3 separate regions of the Homo sapiens genome follow, and regions 1 and 3 are each linked to region 2. The links are chromatin loops, found by intact Hi-C in ENCODE. Cell type or tissue: Calu3. All regions are shown on one strand.

The links. Peaks named below come from ENCODE experiments on the same cell type or tissue, not always from the same donor. Only the 100,000 strongest peaks of a DNase experiment are listed, where the experiment ranks them.
Region 1: it touches region 2 in a loop (13-fold over the local background); 2 of 110 quality-filtered maps call a loop at or near these places.
Region 3: it touches region 2 in a loop (6-fold over the local background); 7 of 110 quality-filtered maps call a loop at or near these places.

Annotation. Positions count from the first base shown.
Region 1 is chr4:27,091,648-27,099,647 of GRCh38, forward strand. No RefSeq gene overlaps it. Among named protein-coding and RNA genes, the nearest start is that of LINC02261, 120 kb to the right of the region's middle. RefSeq lists an enhancer at 1-66. In Calu3, no CTCF peak of the experiment used is centred here; no DNase peak of the experiment used is centred here.
Region 2 is chr4:27,172,334-27,180,333 of GRCh38, forward strand. No RefSeq gene overlaps it. Among named protein-coding and RNA genes, the nearest start is that of LINC02261, 41 kb to the right of the region's middle. In Calu3, no CTCF peak of the experiment used is centred here; a DNase peak (open chromatin) is centred at 4,258.
Region 3 is chr4:27,043,766-27,051,765 of GRCh38, forward strand. No RefSeq gene overlaps it. Among named protein-coding and RNA genes, the nearest start is that of LINC02261, 170 kb to the right of the region's middle. In Calu3, a CTCF peak has its summit at 4,694; no DNase peak of the experiment used is centred here.

The DNA of each region.
Region 1 (8,000 bases), 81 kb before region 2:
AGCTGGGACCACAGGTGTGTGCCACCATGCCTGGCTAATTTTTTGATTTTTTGTAGAGATGGGGTCTCACTATGCTGGCCAGGCTGGTCTTGAACTCCTGGGCTCAAGTGATCCTCCTGCTTTTTTTTTTGTAGATATGGGGTCTCACTGTGTTGCCCAGGCTGGTCTTGAACTCCTGGGGTCAAGCAATCCTCACTTTCAGTCTCCAGAAGTGCTGGGATTAGCGATGTGAGCCACTGCAGCTGGCACTCCTACTGTTAATATCTTGCCTTGGTGTGGGATGTTTGTTACAGTTGATGAACCCATATTAGTACAGTAGTAGTAACTAAAATTATGTTAGAGTTCACTCTGTGTGTTGTACAGTTCCATAGTTCTTATCAAATGTGTGATGTCTTTTATCCAGCATTCCATACAGAAACGAGGGACCTCCTGAGAGCAGGGAGCTGAGCACCTCCGCCAAGCAGCACATTGGTTCTGGCTGGAGCCCTTGTCTGCTGGGTGCCAAGTGTCAGAGAACAATGACGCTTCTCTCTGTGGGGTGGGGAAAGAGCAGAGCTGGCCTCAGACACAAAGAGTGCTGTCACTAACCCCTGAGAGATGTCACTAGGAGAGGTGTGGAATTCCCTATGAAACAAGTAGGGAGGCTTTCTGTCCTCTCATCACCCAGTGAAATGTCCCTGTCCATCAACCTTTGTGTTCCCAGGTGTCTTGGGGTATTCTTGTGTATTCACATGGGGTCTTGGATGATGCCAGGCAGTGCTGTGGCATGGACAGGTGTCACTCTGGCTGGACAGTCAGTGGCTAGGGATCTGGCCTCTCCTGCATTGACAAGAGCCGTAGGGCCTGTGGAGCCAGTGGTCATCGACAGCAGTGAGTTCTCGGTTTCCATGTGGCCACTGGGCCTCCTCTGCAAAGCCTCTGCAGTGGTCATTCTCTGGATCCCCTTACTCAGCTTTTCTTGGGTAGAGACTCCTCTTTTTTCTTGGGTGACAATCTCAAATCAGTTGTCAAAGCGTGTATGTTCTAGGCTGTTGCTCCACCACCGAGGCCTCTTTAGACATTGTCCCTCCATCCTCCAAGAAGTTCTAGTCCCTTTTTCTTTCTCAGTGGAGTCCCCAAGAAGGGACAAAGCTGATGGATTTTGGGGGCAGGGGCAGTTGACAGAGCTGATAGAAACTGAGAGTCTTTTTTAATATTGAGACTTCTTGATGCGTTGCTCAGGCCTTTGGTCAAGACAAAAACACCACAACTTATGCTACTGGTGCTTGCAGGAAAAATAGAAAGGGGATGTCCCATGCTGGGGATACAGAAGAATGTAGAGCATATTGGCTTGAAGAGGCAATTATAGCATGACAGCAAGAGGGGAGCAGCAGAGGTGCTGGCTCAGGGGTCTGAAGTGAGGGCTGCCAAGCAGCAGCAGGGGCTGCTTTTTGTAACATGGAAAGGTTCCCTACAGGCTCTCAGGAATACAATGAGAGAGGAAGCTCATAAAAGTCATAGCAGAGGGGTCAGACTGCATTAGATGAGTATCGAAATGTTATTCCTGAAGTCTGGGGAACGTTGTATGCCTGTTTCACTGATGGCATTTAAACTGAGGTTCAGAGATGTTATGCAAACAATCAAAGACACATACTGCAAAGACCATGTGCTGAGATTCAAACCCAGAACTTTTGGCTTCCTTAGCCTCTGGTTTTCCCATTACATCTTGATGGCTTCTTGCAGCTGGCTGGGATAAACAGAGGCGGTAGAATGATTGTTAGGCTTTAAAAAGAGTTAATGGCTTCCAGCTTCATCCATCCTCCTCAGCAAACTAACACAGGAAGAGAAAACCAAACACTGCATGTTGTTGCTCATAAGTAGGAGTTGAACAATGAGAACGCATGGACACAGGGAGGGGAGCAACACACACTGGGGCCTGTTGCAGGGTGGGGGGTGAGGGGAGGGAGCTTAGAGAACGGGTCAATAGTTGCAGCAAACCACCATGGCACAAGTATACCTATGTAACAAACCTGCACATTCTGCACATGTATCCTGGAACTTAAAATAAATATTAAAAAAATACAAAAAAAGAGATAATTGAATGAGCAATGGTACAGAAGGAGTATGTGATAAAAACAGCCAACATTTGCTTCACCCTTCATCTAATCCTCAAAACAACTCAATAATTTATTATGATGACTAGCATCATCTTCATTTTAATGTGAGAAAGCTGAGTTTCAGATAAGTGAAATAACTTGCCCAAAGTTGAGTGGGTCTAGAACCTTACTCTGAGCTACTCCCAGACCTGGTCAGGGCTGCAATTTATCAGTAAATGTATCTGTTGACTGCGCCCCACTGCACATGGGGGACCCCCCAGCCAGACACCTGCAAACACTCTTAAATTTCATCCTCACCCTCAACTCTGTGAGGGAAGGTATATTTACTCCAGTTTAACAGATAAAGGAATTGAATCTCAGAGAAGTCAAACAACTTATCCCTGGCCACGCAGCTAATAGGTGGCAGAGCTGGGGCTTGACCCCGGATCTTTCTGACATAATACAATCTTGTGCTTTTCCTCCTATATTGATTGTTTCCACACCTGGAAATAACATCTGAACTACCCAGGGAGCATTTATAAAATATAGATTCTTAAGTCTCATCCCCAGAGATGGCTGGGGCAGGCCTGGGAATCAGCATTTTGCAGAAGCCTTTCAGTAACAGGAACTGCTGCCCCACGGCACAGTGCAATGAGTGTGGCGATCCTAAGGCCAGAGGAAGGCTGCAGTTGCCCTGGGCAGGGACCGTGCTCCTGAGAGAGGGTGGGAAGTACAACCCTTCACATTCTTGGCACCTCTGACATTGATTTGCTGTGTGACTGCTGATCAGACAACCATACCATTGGTCGTTTGATTTTCAGACATATAAGATTAGCAGCTAATGCAGGTGTTTCCTTTATTCGATTCTGATATGGAAAGGAGCGACCAAAACAAAAGTCTCATCTGCAGAATGTTTAGATGGCTCTAGACAGTGTGGCCAAGAAGAGGGGCTGGTGTTGGCAGAACCGGCCCACAGACAGGACAGAGGAATTCATGGTGAGTTACCTCCCTGTCTGGTCCTTAACTTCCATGTCTGTAATGTGAGTACGTTGAATGATTAGCACTTCTTAGAGCATGATCTGGAACTTCCTGCACCTAAAACACATACACAGCTTGTTAAAAATGCAGATTGCATTCACTAGAATGTAAGCTCCACAACAGCAAAGGGCTATTTGTTCAATACCATGTCCCTAGGCCCAGAAACAGAGCTTGGCATGTAGTAGGAACTTATTAAATATTTGCTGAACGATTGAATGGAATCTTGGAAACCAGCCCAGGCCTACTGAATTAGCGTCTCTACATGGGGCTAGGAATCTGGGAATCTTTCTGAAGAGCTGCAGGTGATTCTTAAGAGCATTAGCATTTGGGAACCACTGAAACTGGTAGTTGCCACCATTTTTCTGGTTTGACCTTGGACATTCCCTTGGCTTGTTGCCATATCCAACCTACAGCTGAATCCTATGGCAATTTCTCTTAAAAGGGAGAAAAAGAGATAACTGTTGAGAAGCTCTTGTTTTTATATGAAGTCATCAGGAGGGTTTCCCACCAGCCTCTCCTTCTCCATCCTGCAAAGAACAAGGGGAGTGTCCAGGCCTGAGACCTGTGGTGATGGAACAGACGGAGGCCAGGAAATGCTGAGGACAGATGCATGGCTAGGACCTCAGCCTGTGTGGTGCGCCTGTGGCCCCTGGGCTGTTCCCAGCAGCCTCATCAGTATGAGGTGCATTCCCTGGGAGGCACACTGCCCTCCTGAGCATTGCATTCTGGTTGGGGAGGAACCCATACTGCAGCACTACTTTGTGGCCCGTCCCCATTTATCAAATTACCCAGATTATTTGAGTTGACGTGGACAGCTGAATCCTCTTGTGAGCTGCTTACCTGGGAAGCCACTTTAGTGACTTGCCACAGGGGCTCAGGGGATAGGGCATACCGCATGTCCTTCCCTTCTGAATGGCCAGTGGCTTCTGTCCTCCTGCCTGCAGGAGGAGGACCCCAAGGGAACCCAAAGCACATTCCAGAAGAAACTTGGTGAGAGCTTGGTGTCTGGGCAGGGGGCCTCATTTTGGTCCACGTTTCTCAACCAAGGCTGCATATCAGGTTGCTTGAGGGAGCTTTTGAAAGACTAATGCCTGCTCCACCCTAAACCAATTAAATGTGAACCTCTGAAGGTGCGTACTAGAAATGCACATTTTTTATAGTCAAGGTTGCAAACTGTCAATTAGGTGGAGCTGATGTTTAGTTGCCTTTTAAGACCACTTTCTTTGGGTTTTGTTTGCTCTGTCAAATGTTGTTTAAAAATTAACACACTTTTTTAAGAGCAATTTTAGGTTTATAGCAAAAATGAGCAGAAATTAGAGAGAATTCCAATATACCCTCCTCCCTTCTCCCTTTCCTTCCGCAAGCTCCCCTTTCAAATGCTGTTTTCCATACAATCAGCATTGCATGGTTTGCAGTGACCAAGGAATGACTCTCAGATTTCCTCACATCACAAGATGCTCCCTAAAACTGCCTAAGCACAAACCTAGTGTTGGCATAGGTTTCACAATACCTCTTTGGAAAAATGGCGGAATCCCTGGCCTTTTTGTGGCCACAGTGTGTCTGTGGTGGGCTGGCTACTCCCCTCTGACTGGCTGCAAGTCAGCTTGCAAGATTTCTCTGCTGTGCGCTCTGTAGGTAAAACCCTCCTTTCTCAGGGATGAGTCTACAAGGCAACCGGCGTGAGGGTGCATATAGAAAAGGGCTCAGGAATGGATTGTAAAATAATCACGTTCGAATCGCCTTAAAACAAAGCCATCCCTCCACCTCCAATTTGTCCCCATTTTTTTCTAAAATGTTCTTCTGCTTTTTGAAAATCTTATTTTTGGCTTAATTCTCAACTTTTTAAATGTAAAAACATTTCACTAGGGGGCACTTCAAGACTGAGTAAGAAAAAACCCCCAGCAACTTGGTGACAATACATTCCACTTCACCATTAACTGGGTAAACAGTCCTGTACAAAACAAAATATAAAAAATACATAAGGAATTAAAAATGTATTTAGCTGAAACTGTGACTCGATTTCTGCGAGTCATTTTCTACACCTGTTTTCTTCAAACTGGACAGAAGTGGCATTCTTGGTCTTGCTGACAATTTTGACCTGAGTATTAGAATTGTAATAATAATGATAATAATAATAATAGTCTCTTCCTCTGGTTAAAACAGACACTTTGCTTACTGCAGTCATTTGATGCAACTGAGCGTTTAAGACTTTTATTCAGAAATTTATGTTTGAGAAATGTTTTCTTTCTCAACATTAATGGGGAGTGTGAATGTAAGAGCTAGCAGCTTTTTGGTGCGGGATTAGTGGAGGAATTTTCTGCAGCAGAGAGAAGGTCTGCAGGGGGAATCTGGGACCTGAGTTCTAGCCCTGGCTCATTTCTATCCAGCAGTGTGACCTTGGACAAGTTGCTGTCCCTCTTCGGACCTCAATATCCTTATTTGTAAAATGATAGTATCGTACTGGAAGACACTTAAGATCTCTTTCCAGTCTGACCTGCTGTCCCCCAAGCAGTCTCCCTGTGGTGAGAGCGCTCACACTGCATTTTTCCTGAACTGTTGCATGAAAAGCTAAACTCAAGGCAATTCTGGGAGAAAGGCAGAGAGACAGAAGGATACGGGCATGAGTCTTGGTTCTCCCCTTTGGGAGGTGTTATGGGTCTAATCGTGTCCCCCAAAAGATGTTGAAGTCTCAGGACCGGTGAATGTAGCCTTATTTGGTGATAGGGGTGGTGCAGATGATCAAGTTAAGACGACATCATGAGGATGGGCCCTAAGCCAATATGACGGTGTTCTTTATAAAAGGGAAATTTATATGCAGAGATAGACACAGACAATGGGAACATCATGTGAAGGTGAAGGCAGGGACTGGGGTGATGTATCGACAAGCGAAGGAATGCCAGCAGCCACCAGAGGCGACGGGAGAGCGTGGAACAGATTCTCCCTCACAGCACTCAGAAGGAGGCAACCCTGCCAACATCTTGATCTTGGACTTGCAGCTTCCAGACTGTCAAATAATAAATTTCTGTGATTTTCAGCACCTGGTGTGTGGTACTTTGTTACAACAGCCCTAGAAAACGAATGCAGGAGAGTATTTAACCTTAGCCTTCACCCTATAAGGATGTGAGCAATGATTAAATGAGAAGATGTACAGGAAAGCCCCTTGCATGCAAGGCTTGCCATCTGGTAGGTGTTTATCAAATGTTAATGATTGTAAGGAAGGAACAAAGGAGAGAGGAAGGAGAGGATGGAGGAATGAGGAAGGAAACTCTTGATACGAAGCACCTGTTAGGTGCTGGAAACTTTATATATTGATCTTTAATTCTCAGTAACAACCATATTGTTGCTGAGAGACTGGGGCCCCTCAGAGGGACAGCCATTTGCAGAAGGTCATGGAGCTAGGAAGTGACATTAAACTGGGCCCATCTGACTCCAAAACCTGTGCTGTTTCCACACTGCTATGCTTGTTGTTAGGGCCAAGTATTATTTATCCTGCCATGATAAACCACATTCATTCATTCATTCATTCACTCATTCATTCACTTCCTCATCATTCAAGAGAGAAAAGGGGAAGGAGGCAGGTCCATTTCAATGAGCTGATGGCAGACTTGATTCCAAGAAGTCATGGTTTGACTTTCTAGAACAGCTGACATTAATTGTCCACAAGATTGTTTGCTGCTGGATGCCAGCGTGAGGCTGTCTAGGGAAAGCAGATCCCAGAAGCCAAACCAGGAGGACTTGGAGCAAAAAACGGGGCAAATCACGTTACTTTAGTTTCTTCCCTAAATAAATATGTCCACACTCTGTTTTAAAGGGCATTCACGGACGACTCAAAACCAGGTTTATTCCAGGCAGAATCCCTTCAGACCCCAAATCTGTCTTGGTTATTGGCCCATTCCTCATTTGGTATTTCCCCTCTTTGGGCCAGCCCCATCCTCATCCTTGTCATTCTTGCCTCTCCACATCCCCCTACTCCCATCCCATCCTGTCCCATCCTGTCCATCCCATCCCATCCCACCCCAGTTAAGTGAGACATTCACCTGGAGTTTGTCTCAGTTTCTGAAGTTATAGAGGTGAGCTAAAGAGGGAGCCCTGGAAGGCCCCAGGTTGTTGCAATACCATGGGATGTGCAAGTAGGCACTGGATGGGGTTATCCAGGAGGGCTTCCTAGAGGAGGGGATGACAAGCAATGGTATTGGAGAATGCAACAGGACAACCTTCCAGGCTCAGGGAACAGCATGCGCAAAGGCCTGATGCCCAAAATAGCAAGGCAAGTGCAGACAACTGGAAACAATTAGGAATTGGGCATAAAACGTAAGAGAAGGGAGTGAGAGAAGGCTGGAGGGTTAGCAAATTCCGGGTCACTAAGTGACCCTGGCATTTCAGAGCCGCCCTCCAAGGCACCCATTCTGCTCACCATTTCCAGAAGCCCCTCTCTGCTGTGCTTCCTGCAGCCCTCGACTCTCCTCCGCTTAACTTTCTGGGATCTAAAGGGGGCTCCTCTCTTCTCTCTGCTTTTACCAAATCATGCATTCCTTCACAGTGCAGTCATTCAGCTCATTGCTATGGAGTGTCTAGTCTCTACTAGGTCCTGCTCCAGCTCCTGGGTCCCAGTGGGGAAGAGTCATGGCACCAGTGGAGAGTGGTTTATGTGCTTCTTAGCTAAGGCATTTTAGAAATAAACAACAATTTAGTGGCAGGCTGGAGGGGAACTATTTGGGGATAGTCAGCCCCCCTCCTTGGAGCAGACTATGATGCGACGTGGCTGTCTGGGCACACAGCTGTTTGAGCCTCCTCCCTGTTCCCAACCTCTCTGGGCGTTCAACTTCTCTCATCTCAGTTCTTCTGTTGCCTTGGTAAGGCTCTTGGAGACACCTTTCTCGTGGCTGA
Region 2 (8,000 bases):
TTTTAGTAGAGACGAGGTTTCACCGTGTTAGCCAGGATGGTCTAGATTGTCCTCCCATAATTTTTAATAAAAACCTTGGCCCCCGTTAATGCTTAAACACAGCACAATGTGAAGAGATGAGAAGGTAAGTGACCACATATCCGGAGGATTTTGATGTAAGAATCTTCTTCAGAGGCACACAGCCCTCCTAGGTTGACAGTTTATATTTTTTATTCCAGGGAACTTTGTGTTTCTGGTTGTGATTTGACTTCGCATACGTATCATGAAGTCACATTTTCTGCCACAGAAGTTACTTCCTATTGTGTATGACAGAAGTAAGAACATCATTATTTTGCACAGGTGACAAAACCCTCAGGACACCCTGGTGCTCCTTCACCTGAGAGTGTCTGGAATTGTGGGTTTAGGAGACAGGGATGATCTGCTGTTTCATTTGCTTTTAATCATCCCATCATCTGTCCCTCCTGGCAGGTGATGTGGTGGATGTGCTAGACGAGACTCCCTTACCAAAATGTCTTCTTGGAAATACTGCTAGAATCTGTTCACATGCAGAGGATAGGACACACACACACACACACACACACACACAAATACACAGAGACATTTAATTAATTAATTAATAATAGACATTAAATTAATACATTCTACTTTACAAAGCAATAAATGAAAGCCTAAAAAATGCAAAGTAGATATCACTTGGAAGAGGATTTCAAGCCTGTCTCTTCATTTCCCAGTCATTAAATCATAATTAGATATTGTCTACACTATGGCCTTTTCATATCCATAACAGAATCCCGACTGTGGATGTGGTGGAAGCCTGGGTACCAGATGTTTTGCTCCTTCTTTCTTTCCTGAAGCACAGGCCTGTTTGTGGCAGTTTGAAAGTTTGCACTTAAGAAGCTTAATTTTTTTCCCCCAAAGAGTCTTGCTCTTTGGGGCTGTCATCTTCTTCAGATGCAGCCTGGTGGGAATGAATCCCTGTTAAAATGAGAAAGAGACCATCTCTTATCGTGCCTGCGAGGGTCAGGGAAGGGGCACTCCACTATTCTGCCTTATGAGCTTTTCCCTCAGGGTCCCATCTACCTCATCAAATTCTGCCTCTGACTCGCTGATACCAGCCCCCTGGGAGTTGTTCTCAAAATCCAAAATCAATAAACACGGCTGTCAATCACACCAGGCCTTCTCAGCTCCGAGGTGCTACTTTTCTTGATTGAGGATTTCTGCAGAAGCCCAGAACTCCATTTTCACAGCAGCCTGCTGGGTTCTCAGTGAAGTTTGGTAATTCTCGCGATTAATTGCCTCATTAATAAAGGAGATTCACACAGTATACATGCTTTTATCCAGGTTGTCAGATACTTTTGAAAGGGTTTAATGCCAATAAAACTTTCAACGTTGCCATTAGCTTACTTATGTAAGCATTTAACATGCTCCACTTGGCCTTCGTTGCTTTGGGAAAATAGACAGGTTATCTGCTAATTTCAATATTTCATACACAATAAGAACTTTGATGTAAGTCTAAGGAGGTTGCTGTGTGAGGCTGGGAGCTGTCGAAGAGGCAATAGAAAAATGAAAATGAGTAAAAGCTAGCTCAAATTTGAACATTACCCAGGCAGTAGATAGCCTGAATTTGAGCATGCCATACAGGCTTACTAAGTACTTGGCTCAAGGCTCAAGTTTGAAAGCTTCAGTGCTGAATTTCACTGAGGTCCTTTATTACCCTGTTACATCTTTCCTGCCTTGGGATATTTGCACTGGTTTTTCTTTCTTCATTGATGTTTTCCCTCAGGATCTTGCATGGCTCCCTCTTGAACTTTTTTCAGTTTTCCACTGAAATGTTACCATCTTGGAGAGGTTACTTCATCACTTTAGTAAAAATTACTCTGCCCGTTATCACTGTCTACCTCTTCTTGTTCTTCAATAGCTTACATGATGGTGTGTGTTTATTTGTTTATTGCCGGTGATATGGTTTGGCTCTGACCCCACCTAAATCTCATCTTGAATTGTAGTTCCCATAATCTCCATTTGTCAGGAGAGGGACCTGGTGGGAGGTAATTGAATCATGGGAGTGGTTACCACCACGTTGTTCTCGTGATAGTGAATGAGTTCTCACTGAGATCTGATGGTTTTATAAGGGGCTTTTCTCCCTGCTTTGCTCTGCACTCCTCCTTCCTGCTGCCATGTGAAGAAGGACATGTTTGCTTTACCTTCTGCCATGATTGTAAGTTTCCCAAGGCCTCCCCAGCCATGCAGAACTGTGAGTTAATTAAACCTCTTTTCTTTATAAATTACCCAGTCTTGGGAAGTTCTTTTTTTTTTATTTTTTATTTTATTATTAGTTTTTTAGACAGAGTCTCACTCTGTCACCCAGGCTGGAGTGCAATGGCATGGTCTCAGCCCATTGCAACCTCTGCCTCCTGGGTTCAAGCAGTTCTCCCACCTCAGCCTCCCAAGTAGCTGGGACTACAGGCACCCGCCACCAAGCCCGGCTAATTTTTTGTATTTTTAGTAGAGACGGGGTTTCACCGTGTTAGCCAGGATGGTCTCGATCTCCTGACCTTGTGATCTGTCCACCTTGGCTTCCCAAAGTGCTGGGATTACAAGCGTGAGCCACTGCATTGGACAGTTCTTTATAGCAGCATGAGAACGGACTAACACAGTTGGTCTCCCTGGAGCAGAAGCTCCAAAGCCAAGGCCTGAGTTTGTTTTGCTCATTGCTGTATATCCTTAGAGCTGAGAACAATTCTTGTTATATTGTAACTGCTCAGTAAATATGTGACAATTGAATAAATGAAATTCTAATAACAGCAATGGAAAGAATAATAATAAAAACTTCCCAAATACAAGCTTACGGAAATGAACAACATTCATATTGACAACTCATCATTCCAGATATGATTCTATATCCACTTCTACAAGAAAAAGATACAAAGCTGTTGGTTCTATTGAATATGTAAAGTAAAATGTAAATATAAAATAGTTGTTAAAAATACAACTATTTAAAATTCAAAATTTTAAAAAAAATTTAACTTTATTTTCATTCAAACTGAAGAAATGAAAATGAAGGAAAGGTAAAATTTTAAATGGATTTTCTTTTTTTACAGCAAGAGATATTTTTTCAAAGATACCGCTAAAGAGATTATTAAGAAGAAAACATTAAGAAGTTGACATCAGTATCATTTTTTTTAAAAAACTACATTTGGGATTTGAGTTGCTGCCATAAAAAGTTAATATTTTGACCTATCTGCTCACCCTCTACCTCCCAATTTTTGTTGATTACACCTTGCATAATGCTCGAGGTTTACTTTCTGTTTGGTATATAATTCACACAACTGTCAAGTATTTATATTTAAATAGAGTCACTGCCTACCATCAGTTCTCCCTCCCTCCCTCCCTTCCTTCTTTCCTTCCTTCCTTCCTTCCTTCCTTCCTTCCTTCCTTCCTTCCTTCCCTCCTTCCTTCCTTCTTTTCTTCCTTCCTTCCTTCCCTCCTTTTTCTTCCTTTCTTCCTTTTTCTTTCTTTCTTTCAAAACAGGGTCTCACTCTATCACCCAGCCTGGAGTGCAGTGGTACAATCACGGCTTACTCTATTCTTGACCTCCCAGGCTCGGGTGATCCTCCTGCCTCAGCTTCCCAAATGGCTGGGACTACAGGCATGCAACACCATGCCCAGCTAATTTTTTTGTATTTTTTGTAGAGGCAAGGTTTCGCCATGTTGACCAAGCTGGTCTCAAACTCCTGGGCTCAAGCAATCTGCTCACCTTGGCCTCCCAAAGTGCTGGGATTACAGGTGTGAGCCACTGCATTCAGGCTCCGTCAGTTCTTTCTAATGTGCTCCTCTATTCCTTAGGTTTAAATCTTGATTAGATTTTTATTTGACTGGTTTCTTAGTCTGTTCTGGCTGCTGCACCATAGACTGGGTGGCTTAAACAATGTGTATTTATTTTCCATAGTTCTGGAAGTCCAAGACCAAGGTACTGGCAGATTCAGGGTCTGGTAAGGGGTGGCTTACTGGTTCACAGGTGGTTGTAACCTCATGTAGCAAAAAGGGCAAGGCAGCTCTCTGGGGCTTCTTTTATAAGAACACTAATCCCATTCATGCTCTACCTTCCTGACCTAATCACCTCCCAAAGGCCCAAACCTCCAAATGCCCTCCCACTGGGAATTAGGTTTCAATCTATGAATATTAGGGGTGCACGATCATTCAGTCCATAACAACTGGATTCATTGGCAAGTGGATTTTTCCAGCAGGCCCATAGGGTGGCACTGTAGCACTGCTGTTAAGAGTAGAGTCTCTAGCATCACTACCTAAGGCTAACATCTCAGTTCCCCCGTTTCCTAGCTGTGAGACCTTGGGCAAGTTACTTACTTTCTCTGTATCTTAGTTTCTTTATCTGAAAAAATCAAGATAACAATAGAATCTACTTTATTCTGTTTTATGAAATGAAATCATTCACGCTGTTCAAATAGTGTTTGGCCCACAGTAAGTCTACTTCACCAACTCCCCTTAAAAGAGATCTCATTGCTTGTAGTATAGTCTGCCCAAAATACTTCTCATCCTGCTTAACTGTAAGGACCAAGAGGTCTAAAATTCTTCCCTCCTGAGGCCTCACATTTACACAAATATTGTTGTTTTCTTATCTTGCTCTCTCTTGTGGGTAAGTTCAAAGACTATGATCTCTGACATTCACAGCCATGAAAGTGATAATGGGAGGTGAAGACAGTGTAGCTACAACCAGCCTTAGGAAGCTCAGGAAGCTGGGGGCGGCTGGGCCAGGGGCTGTTGAGCCACTTTGGAATCCTTCTTATGAACCAGCAGCCTGGGAGAAGGTCTGCAGCTAGGAATGCCGCAGCAGCCTGCATCTGATAAGTTTATTTCCATAGTTGGCTGTGATTTGCCCTGGAATGGATATCCCTCCTGCCAAGGTACATGCTGTTTGCTCAGATGTTGGTCACATTTTGATAATCATTTAACCTTTATTTATTCTGCACGCCCTACGGTGTAGATAATCGTCCCTGGCTGCCTCAGGAGCTCCACTGGAGACAGTGCGGAGCTGGAGGACCGCTTCCCGCTGGGAATCTCCTCTAGAGATGGATATGTTCATTTCAATGGAAAGTTCCTCACCAATCTGATTTGTAGACAGAATTGGCATTTTTAATTAACAGCAAATGAGAAAAATGGGACATTTTTTTCTTTAGATTTTCACTTCAGGAGTTCTGATGAAGCCCTCCTTTTTTTTTGTATTGTGATTATTCCTCTCTCTCATGTATTCTTTGACATAAATATGCTTAAGTTCATTTATTTTCATAACAGAATTACGGAGATCAGGAAATGGAGAAGAGTAAAATAGTGCAAAGTCTTTTCAAATTTCATTGATGAACCACTGCATCTATTTATAAATGAAATTTGACATTTTAAATTTAATTTCATTTGTATTATCTTTTATCTGTGAAATATTTTTTAGGCTCTTATATGAAGTTTATGGTGGCTTGATAAAAATAAATTAGAATGCCTTCTCTATTCTTTCATTTTCAGTTTAAATAGTATTTAAATAGTATTAGAATTATGTATTATTTTTACATGATTCCTGAACTTTTTAAAATTAATTCTTTAATTCTGAAGAGAACTTTATATATACATATATACAGTTTTTTTTCCCTAAATACCTAGCTTTTGGAGGTACTTATCAGTTTCCCACAAAAAGTGATTTCCAAAACATGTGCATTGTTCTTAATCAATAAAAATTTTACTTGAACTTTAGACTTTTGCCTGTGAATATTATCTTCTTTAGTGTGCAAATAAAAAACTCAGCCAAGGGAAATATACAGACAGAGAGTGGATTGAAGAGCATTTGGAGAGATCCTTCCATTCCAAAACATCAGAGAGCAGGATGAGTAGACATAATGGCCTTGCCCTTCTGCTTAGCTCTGAGCTGGGCCTTGGCATTATGCCCTCAGCTTACATCGAGAAATTCTCTGAAGAAACGGAGGTTTTGCAGGGGTACTGCTGAAGATACTGTATTCTGTTTTACTCAGTAACCTCTATGTAAAGGCCTGGACACAACTTTTCATTTAGACCTATGCTGTCTGTATGTGACTTCTGAGCAAATGAAATATGGCTAGTGCAAATGAGGAATTGGATTTCATTTAATTTTTAATTAAATCAAATGTAAAAGTGAACACAGCCATGAGAGAACATTTAAGGATGTTAGAACAGTGTGGGTATGTGAATCTACTTTTTCAACAGTCCATTTGTGAAATCCAAATATAGATCAAGTGTTTCTGATAAAAATTTAGTACATCTCCATTGAGATGCACTATGAGTATAAAATATACATCATATTTTGAAGACAGTATGTAAAAAAAGAATAAAAAATCTTAGTAGTCTTATATATTGACTATGTTGAAATGATAATATTTTGGATATATTGGGTTAAATAAAATGTTAAAACCAATGTCATCTTTTTTTAACATTTTTAAATGTGGCTGTTAGAAAATTTAAAATTTCATAGGTGACTCAAATTGTATTTCTATTGAACAGCTCTGGTATAAAGTTCCAGGAAGAAACATCATTTCTTCTAAGAAATTAGTATGCATTTTTTCCTCTTCTCATAGACAACATGAATGTTGTAATCAAATTAATTTATACAAATAGGTAAATCCTTGGCCATCAGAACCTCACAGCTCTATTTTCAGCTCAGCATTATTTCCTCTAAATCATATCACTTTTATATCTTCGCTTAATTTTATCCCCTGATCTTACCTGCCTGACATGTCTATATTTTCCCTTGCCATCATTTAATTTAGTTTCCATTTGTCTAATTTATTGTGTTATATTTGTTCTTGTGGGCAATGGCAAGTCATGTTCCTGAGAACAAGTCTTGCCTCAAGTACTTCTCTGTGAACCTGTTCACATTATCAGCATGGCAAGACATGAACAATGGTTTGATGAAACCCTTTCATTTGAGATGAAAAAGACAGAAGTACAAAGTGACTGGCATTTTGAAAGCCCAAAGCTCCATGCAGTTCAACACAAGTTTCCTATTTCTAAACACCACTCAGGTTTGTGGTCAGTTTTCGAGATCTAGAAATCTTTCCTGAAGTGTTTTCAATAGGAGAACCTGGCATTTCACTAATTGAATGTCGCTGGTTAACTGATAACGTCAGTAGAGCTGAATGTTATCATAAGGGAATGATTTTCTGCTGCTAGATAATGCTGAGGGGAAGTCTAAACATATGAGTGCAACATTAAAGATGTTGATAATATGGCCCCAGAAAGCTACCATGATTGATTGGCTATTATATGGAATTTATTGTACTTCTATCATTTTGTCTGGTGAAACCCAGCTGAATGGTTCACTACAATGATGGTATTTTGGGCTGTGTTAAAAGACGTGATGGTCAATAAACTAAGCTATGCTACTGAAATGACCCTGGACTTTGGGGTCACACAGATGTAGTAGGTTCGAATTCCAATTCTTCTTTTCTACCAGAGTGACTTTTGAGAAATTACATAAAACTTCACATGAATTTAATGACTACCACATCCAATGTCATTTTCCTAGTTGCTAACATATATTGAGTGTTTACTCTTCACCAGACACTTTACTCTTATCTCCTCACACAAGCTTTGAGGAACTGTGGACATCAAAGCTTAGGGAGGTTAAATAACTTGCCTAGGAAAATTATTATTCCTTCTTATTGTTAGAAATAGAACTGAAATTCAAAAATATGTCTGACTCCAAAGCATGTGAGCCTTCCGTCTAACACATTAGTAGCAATTATCCATTAACTTCAGTTCGCTGAAACATTGATTACCAAGAGGGTTCTGAAATTGCGTGGCAGTTCCTCTAAGGAATTTTGCCTGCATTCAGGGAGCAGGCATCCCGTGATCGGTGGGAGCCAACCTGTCTTGTGGCTCAGCTTTCTTCTTTCTGGTGAGGACTGCATTGTATGAGATAAAATTTACTGTTTATTTAGAAAGCAGCACATACATTAGCTAACTGT
Region 3 (8,000 bases), 130 kb before region 2:
TTAGTGCAGGTAAGGAGGATATGGGTTTCTTACGGGTCCTTCACTCAGGGCTAGGAGGCAGATACACCGAGTGAGGCTTCATGAGGCTTAGCAGAGAGTGGCTTTTGATTGGCTAGGGGTTGTATGGTACTGTGAGACATTGGAGTTTTGGACAAACCAGATGGAATGTTTTCAGTGAATGCTTCAAACCTCATAAAGGCCACGTGCTAGGAGTAGGATCATGTTCTAGGGCACAGGTCAGAAAACTGTGGCCAAATCTGGCTTCTGGGCTTGATTTGTGCACCCCACAATCCAAGAATAATTCTGCATTTTAGAAGCAGCAGCATCAGGAGAAGGTGAAGGAAGAGGAGGAGTGGGGAAAGGAGAGGAAGAAGGAAAATGAGACAGAGACCATATTTGACTCACAAAGGCCAAAATATTTACTACCTGGTCCTATGCACACAATATTTGCCAACTCCTGCAATAATGTCCTGGACTAGGAATAAATGTAAAACAGAACCACCCTGAAAAAGGAATAAAACCAAGCCAGAGTAGGGGAACTTGGCACCAACTGACTGCTTTGCAGAACAAAACTAACATTCTTTAAAGAAGACAACATAATCTAGACTCTTCATAATGTATCACACCTAATGCCCAGCATACAATAAAAAATTTCTAGACATATAAGAAGTTAGAATTATGTTACTCATGATCAAGGGAACAAAACCCAGTTAATGGGAATAGAGTTTTATATGTTGTAAAGACTAAACTGAACTATAGAGTTCAGATGTTGTAAAGACTAAAATTTTAAGATTGCCATTACAAATATGTTCAGAGGTAAAAAGGAAAACATGGCCACAATAAGTGAACAGGTGGAAAACCTCAAATGGAAAACCTCAATAGAGCAATGAGCCTTATAAAAAGAAACAAATGAAAATTCTATAACCGAAAGGTATGCTGTTAGAAATGAAGACTTTACTGGAGGGGTTTGACAGCAGATTGGAGACTTCACAAGAAAAGGTACAGTGAACTTGAAGAGAAATCAATAAAAATTATCCCATCTGAAGAAGAAAGAGAAAAAAGTGGAAAGATGAAAACAATGAACAGAGACTTAGTGATCATGTGAGATTATTAAGTTGTCTAACATCCACATAATTGGGATTCAAGAAAAGGAGAAGGGAGGGAATGGGCAGAAAAAATATTTGAGAAAATAATACCTGAAAATTCCCAAAATTGGGTAGTAAAAAATTAATATTCATCCAAGACGCTCAGTAAATCCCAAACAAGATAAGTACAAAGAGAACTCCACTTAGAAAATCTTAAAAGAAGCCAAAGAAAAAAAGACCCAACACAGGAGAACAAAGATGCATATGACAAATGCCTTCTACTGGGAAGTAATGAGGGCCAGAAGACATATAAGAACTTCTTAAACTCATTGAAAGAAGAAGGAAAACTGTCAGCAAAGACAGGTGTTTTCATGCTAACTTTATCCAGCATGAATATCCTTCAAAAATTAGAATAAAATAGATTTTCAGATCCATTTTTAAAAAGCTGAAAAGATATGTTGCCAGCAGATCTACACTATGAGAAATGCTAACGGAAGTTCTTTAGCCTCCAAATAAATGACATTAGATGAAAACTCAGACCTACGGAAGTAAAGCAAAGACCAGAAATTTTAAATACATGGATAAATATAAAAAATACTGTTTTGTTCTCAATTTCTTTTTTTCTTTATCTTTTTAAAAATTGAGATCAATTGGAAGATGAAAAGTTATTTTATCCAGGGTCTTGTTATGTTGGCCAGGCTGGTCTTGAACTTCTGGCCTCAAGTGATCCTCCTGCCTTGGCCTCCCAAAGTGCTGGGATTAAAGGAATGAGCCACTGTGTCCAACCTTACTTCTCAACTTCTTTAAGAAACATGTAACACTTTGAAGCAAAGGTAATATTGCATTTCGAAATTTACAATATATGTTGAACAAAATATGACAATAGCTCAGGGGACAAAAATGAAACTATACTCTTGAAAGCACCTTGCACTTCACATGAAGTGGAATATTACTCTGTAGTGTGTAATAAGGTAAGGGTGAATGTTCTACTCACTAGAGTAGCTGCTATAAAAAATAAGACATAGCTAAAACCTCAATGGAAGACACAGAATATTAAAAATCTGGTTAATTCAAAAGAAAACAAGCAAGGAGAGATGGAGGAACAAGAACAAACAAAAAAGAATGGAAAGGCTGTGCGCGGTGGCTCATGTCTGTAATCCCAGCACTTTGGGAGGCTGGGAGTTCGAGACCAGCCTGGCCAACATGGTGAAACCCTGCCTCTACTAAAAATACAAAAACTAGCCAGGTGTGGTGGCACGTGCCTGTAATCCCAGCGACTTCGGAAGCTAAGGCAGGAGAATTGCTTAAACCTGGGGGGCGGAGGTTGCAGTGAGCTGAGATTACGCCACTGCACTCCAGCCTGGGTGACCGAACAAGACTCCATCTCAGAAAAAAGAAAAAAAAAAACAACTGGAAAAACACAAAACAAATAGCAAGATAATACAATTAAACCCAGTCATATTAATAATTACTTAAAGTGAACTGCCTAAACTCTTTATTCAAGAGGCAGAGAACTTCTGACCGAATAAAAATGTAAGACCCACAGTGTGTTGCCCATAAATGATGAAATGTAAGTATAAATACACATGTCAAAAAGGAGGGGGAAATTATGTATTACAAAATAGTAGGCATAAGAAAGCTGGTATGCTTATATCAATTTCACACAAAGTAGCCTTCAAGACAAAGATTGTTACTACATATAAAGAGGGACATTTCATATTGAGGAAAGGGTTAATTTACCAACAAAGCACACACATCCTAAATATGTTTATATAAGAAGTACATGATAACAGAGCTTCAAAATGCATGAAACAAAAGCTCATGCAATTAAGGCAAGAACCAGACAAATCCACAATTGCAAGAGTACATTTCAACACTCCTTTTTCATACATTGAAACAATGGAACAAGGAAGAGAAGGGCGAGTTGGGAAGCTGCACCTGCCTCACCTCTCTGACTGCTCATGCCCGTGAACCTTTCCCTCCCGATCTCTCCCATACACGTATTTGAAATGTCCTTCCTTAATCTGTTTATCAGAAGTATGTGGAATCAGATACAAAAGTTGTGATACTCATGTCATGGTTTTCTTTGTTCTGTGACAGTTATAACCCCTCAATTATTTAACCAAGAGGGAAAACGAGCTGGAGCACCTCAGTGCAAATTAGCTGAGAGTGCAAATCAATGGCAACCTCTCAACTTGCTTGGCACTGTGTTCCCTACCTGCAAAAATTTATTTACTCAATAGAGGCACATACAGAGCCTGGCATCACTTTGTACACATTTTTTTCTCTAAGTCTCTTTTGGTTATTTGACATTGTGGCCACTATTAGTTATGATTTTTTTTCCTGGTTCAATGATGTGATTATTTGAAAACATCAGAACAACAGCCCCTGTCTTCTTTGGCAATTTCTGTCTTTGACTTTATTTTAGTGCTTTCTTCTCCTTTCTTTCTCTCCCATTGTGTCTTCCATTAACTGGTGATGAACTCCTGGGGGAGATTTCTCAGGTGTAACCAGGGTAGAGAAAGGACTGGCCTAACCTACTGATGAATCAGCGTGTGAGTGGGGAAACCACTTACTGCATTTGCAGATAGATGGTGCACAGGCCGGGCATGGTGGCTCACGCCTGTAATCCCAGCACTTTGGGAGGCCGAGGTGGGCGCATCACCTGAGGTCAGGAGTTCGAGACCAGCCTGGCCAATGTGATGAAACCCCGTCTCTACTAAAAATACAAAAATTAGCCAGGTGTGCTGGCACGCGCCTGTAATCCCAACTGCTCGGGAGATTGAGTCAGGAGAATCACTTGAACCTGGGAGGCAGAGGTTGCAGTGAGCCAAGATCGCACCCTTGGACTCCAGCCTGGGTGACAAGAGTGAAACTCCATCTCAAAATAAATAACTAAATAAGTAATAATAATAATAATAATAATAATAATAATAATAATAATAAAAGACGGTGCACGGTTTCATTAAGCCTTACACTGCACAGCTGTATAAATTACAGAGGGCAGGACAGCTAAATCCAATGCTGTGTTCGAATCTTGTCTAGACTGGCATTTCAGTGTGGCACATAAGCACTTGACACATTTCTAAGCTGGTAACAGCCCCCTGGGTTCTCTCTTCCTTTCTCATTTGGTCAGTATTCACTGGCAATATTTTTTCTTCTATCCCAAAGATCACAAACTGGCTGTCACAAACTGGCTGTCTTTGAGCCAAAGCTGGTCCTCAGACATGTTTTATTCAGACCGCACAGCTAAATTTTTTAGAAGTTGCCAAATTAAAATATCTGGAGATTTCACACACATGTACACATTTTCAGCTTTCCTTAAACAAACAAACAACCAAAAACACGCAAAAAAAGGAAGGGCAATACTAAGACTGGGCTGCACATGCATTCAGGCTCTTGGCGGGCCTCGTGGAGATCTGAGTTTGCCCCTCTTTTTCTGGTTAACATGCCCCTCCTCAACGTCTCCGACGCCTCAGAGTTCAGGGATGTGAAGAAAAATTTTGAGATCTCTCATCTAAAGATTGCATTATTTGGAACTGTGAGTCTCCCTTCCCCATCGTTATCACATATACCAGCCAGCAAACCCTTTTATTACGCTGCTGATTTTACAACTGGGAAGACGGCAATCAGAAAAATAAAAAAGGGCTGTGGTTTCTCCCAGTTTCCTCTAGATGGCAGTATTGTATTGGTATTATTTCCAATACTCCCGATCCCAGCTGCTTTCAAAATGTTAATTATATAATTTTTCAGTGGGAATAATCTTTGTTTCTAAATTTATTACAGTATTTTTTCAATAATGTCAAATTTATCAGTAAGCAGGTAGAGTCCACAAAGCTGCAGTTTTAAGAGAACAGAACGACCGACTTTTTACCCCTCCTTGGAACTTCCCGAGTTAATGAGTAGAAACAGAACATATTGCAACGTATAATTGTCACGATTATGCGGGCTGTTCATTTAGCGTTTTCGTGTGCACATGCATTCAGCTGCCACATCTGCAGTGCACGTTGGAAAAATAGCCCCTTCTCTGTGCAGTTGGAAACATCGACTGTTTCTCATTTGGAGCAATTTCTTTATTTTGTTTTGTGGATAATGAATGTTACCCACAAATATGGGAAGCAAGGAAGCAGAAACACAGTTTGTATTACGAGGAGGCTCTTAGAGATATCCACATACACAAGTAGACAAATGTGAGCTGCGTGTCGGCCTCATACAAAAACAAAGCAGGTACTGTGAAAGGGAAGTTGTGTGTGTTAATGAGATTAATGGTTTCAGAACAAATCCGTTTCAGAGCAGCTAATTAAATATTTCGTTTTGAGTTATTTGGTGTAATTTTCTTTGGTACTCGACAAATACTAAGTATTTAATTTTATCTTCCAGCACAACCCATTAATATTTCACTGGTTGAATTCTTTGCTGTGGTGCTTTGGGTTTTGAAACACCTTTTGAGTACTGGTTAATCCACTTGACAGCCGAAGGTGAACAGGGACTCTGCAGTTCTCTGTTATGAAAGCCTGGTCAATTTCATCTTGGCCCCATCTAAGTAGGAGTTAAGTTTTGTGTTTTTATCACCTTGGTTCCATCCTAAAACGTTAGAGTTGGAAAAGCTCCACAAGGACCTCTCCCAGCCAGGGTTCAAGTGTTACAGTTGCTGCATAAACTTGCTCAGGGATGGGAATGTTGTGGTTGGCATTGTGTCAACGTAAAGATGGCCCCACTGAGGGGTAGGGCTAACCGTTGGGCCATTTTTCCCCATGGTGAGCCCAGCTCAGCGCAGCGGTGGGAAATGCAGTCAGGGAGGGGAACAGGGCTGTTCACGCAGAGGTCTGTGGGAAATTCTGAGGAGCTGATGTCCTTCTCAGCACAGCCCTCCAGGCAGGTGCTATGATTTCCTCAGAAATGGCACATGAGAGGAAACCTCTCTGCCTCGACTTAACCCAGGTGCAAAGTCTGCCATGACCTGGCCCTTCTATTATGAGAAAGACAGCCTTACTTCTACTGAACCCTGACTCCTTGTAGGTAAGTGCACATGATAGCAATAATTTAAGTGTACCCTGAGAAGGACTCTGTATGGCAGATGCACCTGAATGTGAGTTCTGGGCTAGGGAATCCAGGAGTGGCGAACTCGGAGATTTGTTCCATGTCTATCAGGAACATCTGAGCCCCTGGCCCACGCCATGGAACACGGGGATTCAGGCCCTGAGTTTTGGGTTGAGTGAGGATTGCCAGGTGGAGGTTGTTAGGGAGAAGGTGTTAAGTAGAAATGCTACGTGAACTGCGGGCTTTTTGCAAGGAGCTGTGGTTTTCCTGCCTAGCCGCCACCACTTTACTGTAGGGAAGGCCGATATCTTGCCCAGCCCACGGCCACTGGGCCCTCTCCCCTGTATGTAAGCCTCCAGTAAAATCTCATGGGCTGGGTGCGGTGGCTCACGCATGTAATCCCAGCACTTTGGGAGGCAGAGGCAGGCAGATCACTTGAGGTCAGGAGTTCGAGACCAGCCTTGCTAACATGGTAAAACTCCATCTCTACAAAAATACAAAAATTAGCTGGGCATGGTGGTGCACGCTTGTAATCCCAGCTACTCAGGAGGCTGCAGCAGGAGAATTGCTTGAACCTAGGAGGTGGAGGCTTCAGTGAGCCGAGAGGGCACCACTTGCTCCAGCCTGGGCAACAGAGGGAGATTCTGTCTCAAAAAACCCCCCCAAAATCTCATGTTTTGTTTGCTGGCGCTGGGTCTCCTCTCCAGCCTCTTGAATCTGGTACCTTCCCCACTAGAGTCAATAGGGTTTCAGTGCGACACTCCTCTCTACCCCTAAGTTAAATGCCCTGAATCTTAGATGGTTTTCCCATTGTTCCACTATGGCCATACCCCACTTCCCACAGCCTATATGGACTCTGGCCTGTGGTTCCAGTTGGGCGACACTCATATTAGATGTCTAGAAAAATCTCATTAAGTAACCTTTGCTCTCAGTCATCTCCCCTGTTAGCAAGAGCAGCCCAACATGGAGAAGCAGCCCAATCTTGTCACAGAGTCTCCTCCCTCACCCCTGACCAGGGATCATGCTGACCCATCCACACTGTTCCTGGCCCTTCCAGACGCCCTTCTCACCTCCTCCCCACCACCCTCCCCCTTCTGCATCCTTCAGGACCCATGTCGAATCTGTGTGTCTCTCACCAAGCCTACCTGGACACACCTCTGTCTCCATGACAGAATTTCTCCTCCCACTCAGTGCCTCCAGTGCCCAGCTCCACCCCATTAGCAATCATTCCAAAGATTTCCCTGATAGGCATGGGGCCTGGTGATCTTTTTGTCCAGGTTTTCATAGGCCTCAGCTCCAGGTAAATGGATTCTGAATTCAAGCAAATAAATATCCACATTCTTCTCTTTTTTTTTTTTTTTTTTTGAGACACAGTCTCACTTTATTGCCCAGGCTGGTGTGCAGTGGCGGGATCTCAGCTCAGTGCAACCTCCGCCTCTTGGGTTCAAGTGATTCTTATGCCTCAGCCTCCCAAGTAGCTGGGACTATAGGCACGTGCCACCACGCCTGGCTGATTTTTGTATTTTTAGTAGAGATGGTGTTTCACCATGTTGGCTAGGGTGGTGGAGCATTTAAAATTCTGACAATCTTTCTAGTTACAAGAAAAATTTGAAGACAAGTCACCTTTTATACATAGCATGTATTTTCAACACTATAGCCTTTGGCTAATGAGAACTTGTTATGGGAAGCACCAGATCTTTATTTCCACCTGGGGACAATCTCCTCTCACCTCAGGTCTGGAGGCCCCATGTGAAATCAAGCTCTCTTGTCAAAGTGCTCGCTGTGTAATCGGCAGAATTTGCAAAAGTTGAATGGCTGGAGGGAGCAGGACGGGAAGAACTGGGCTGAGAGGTAGGTCAGTGGAGAGACGTCCTG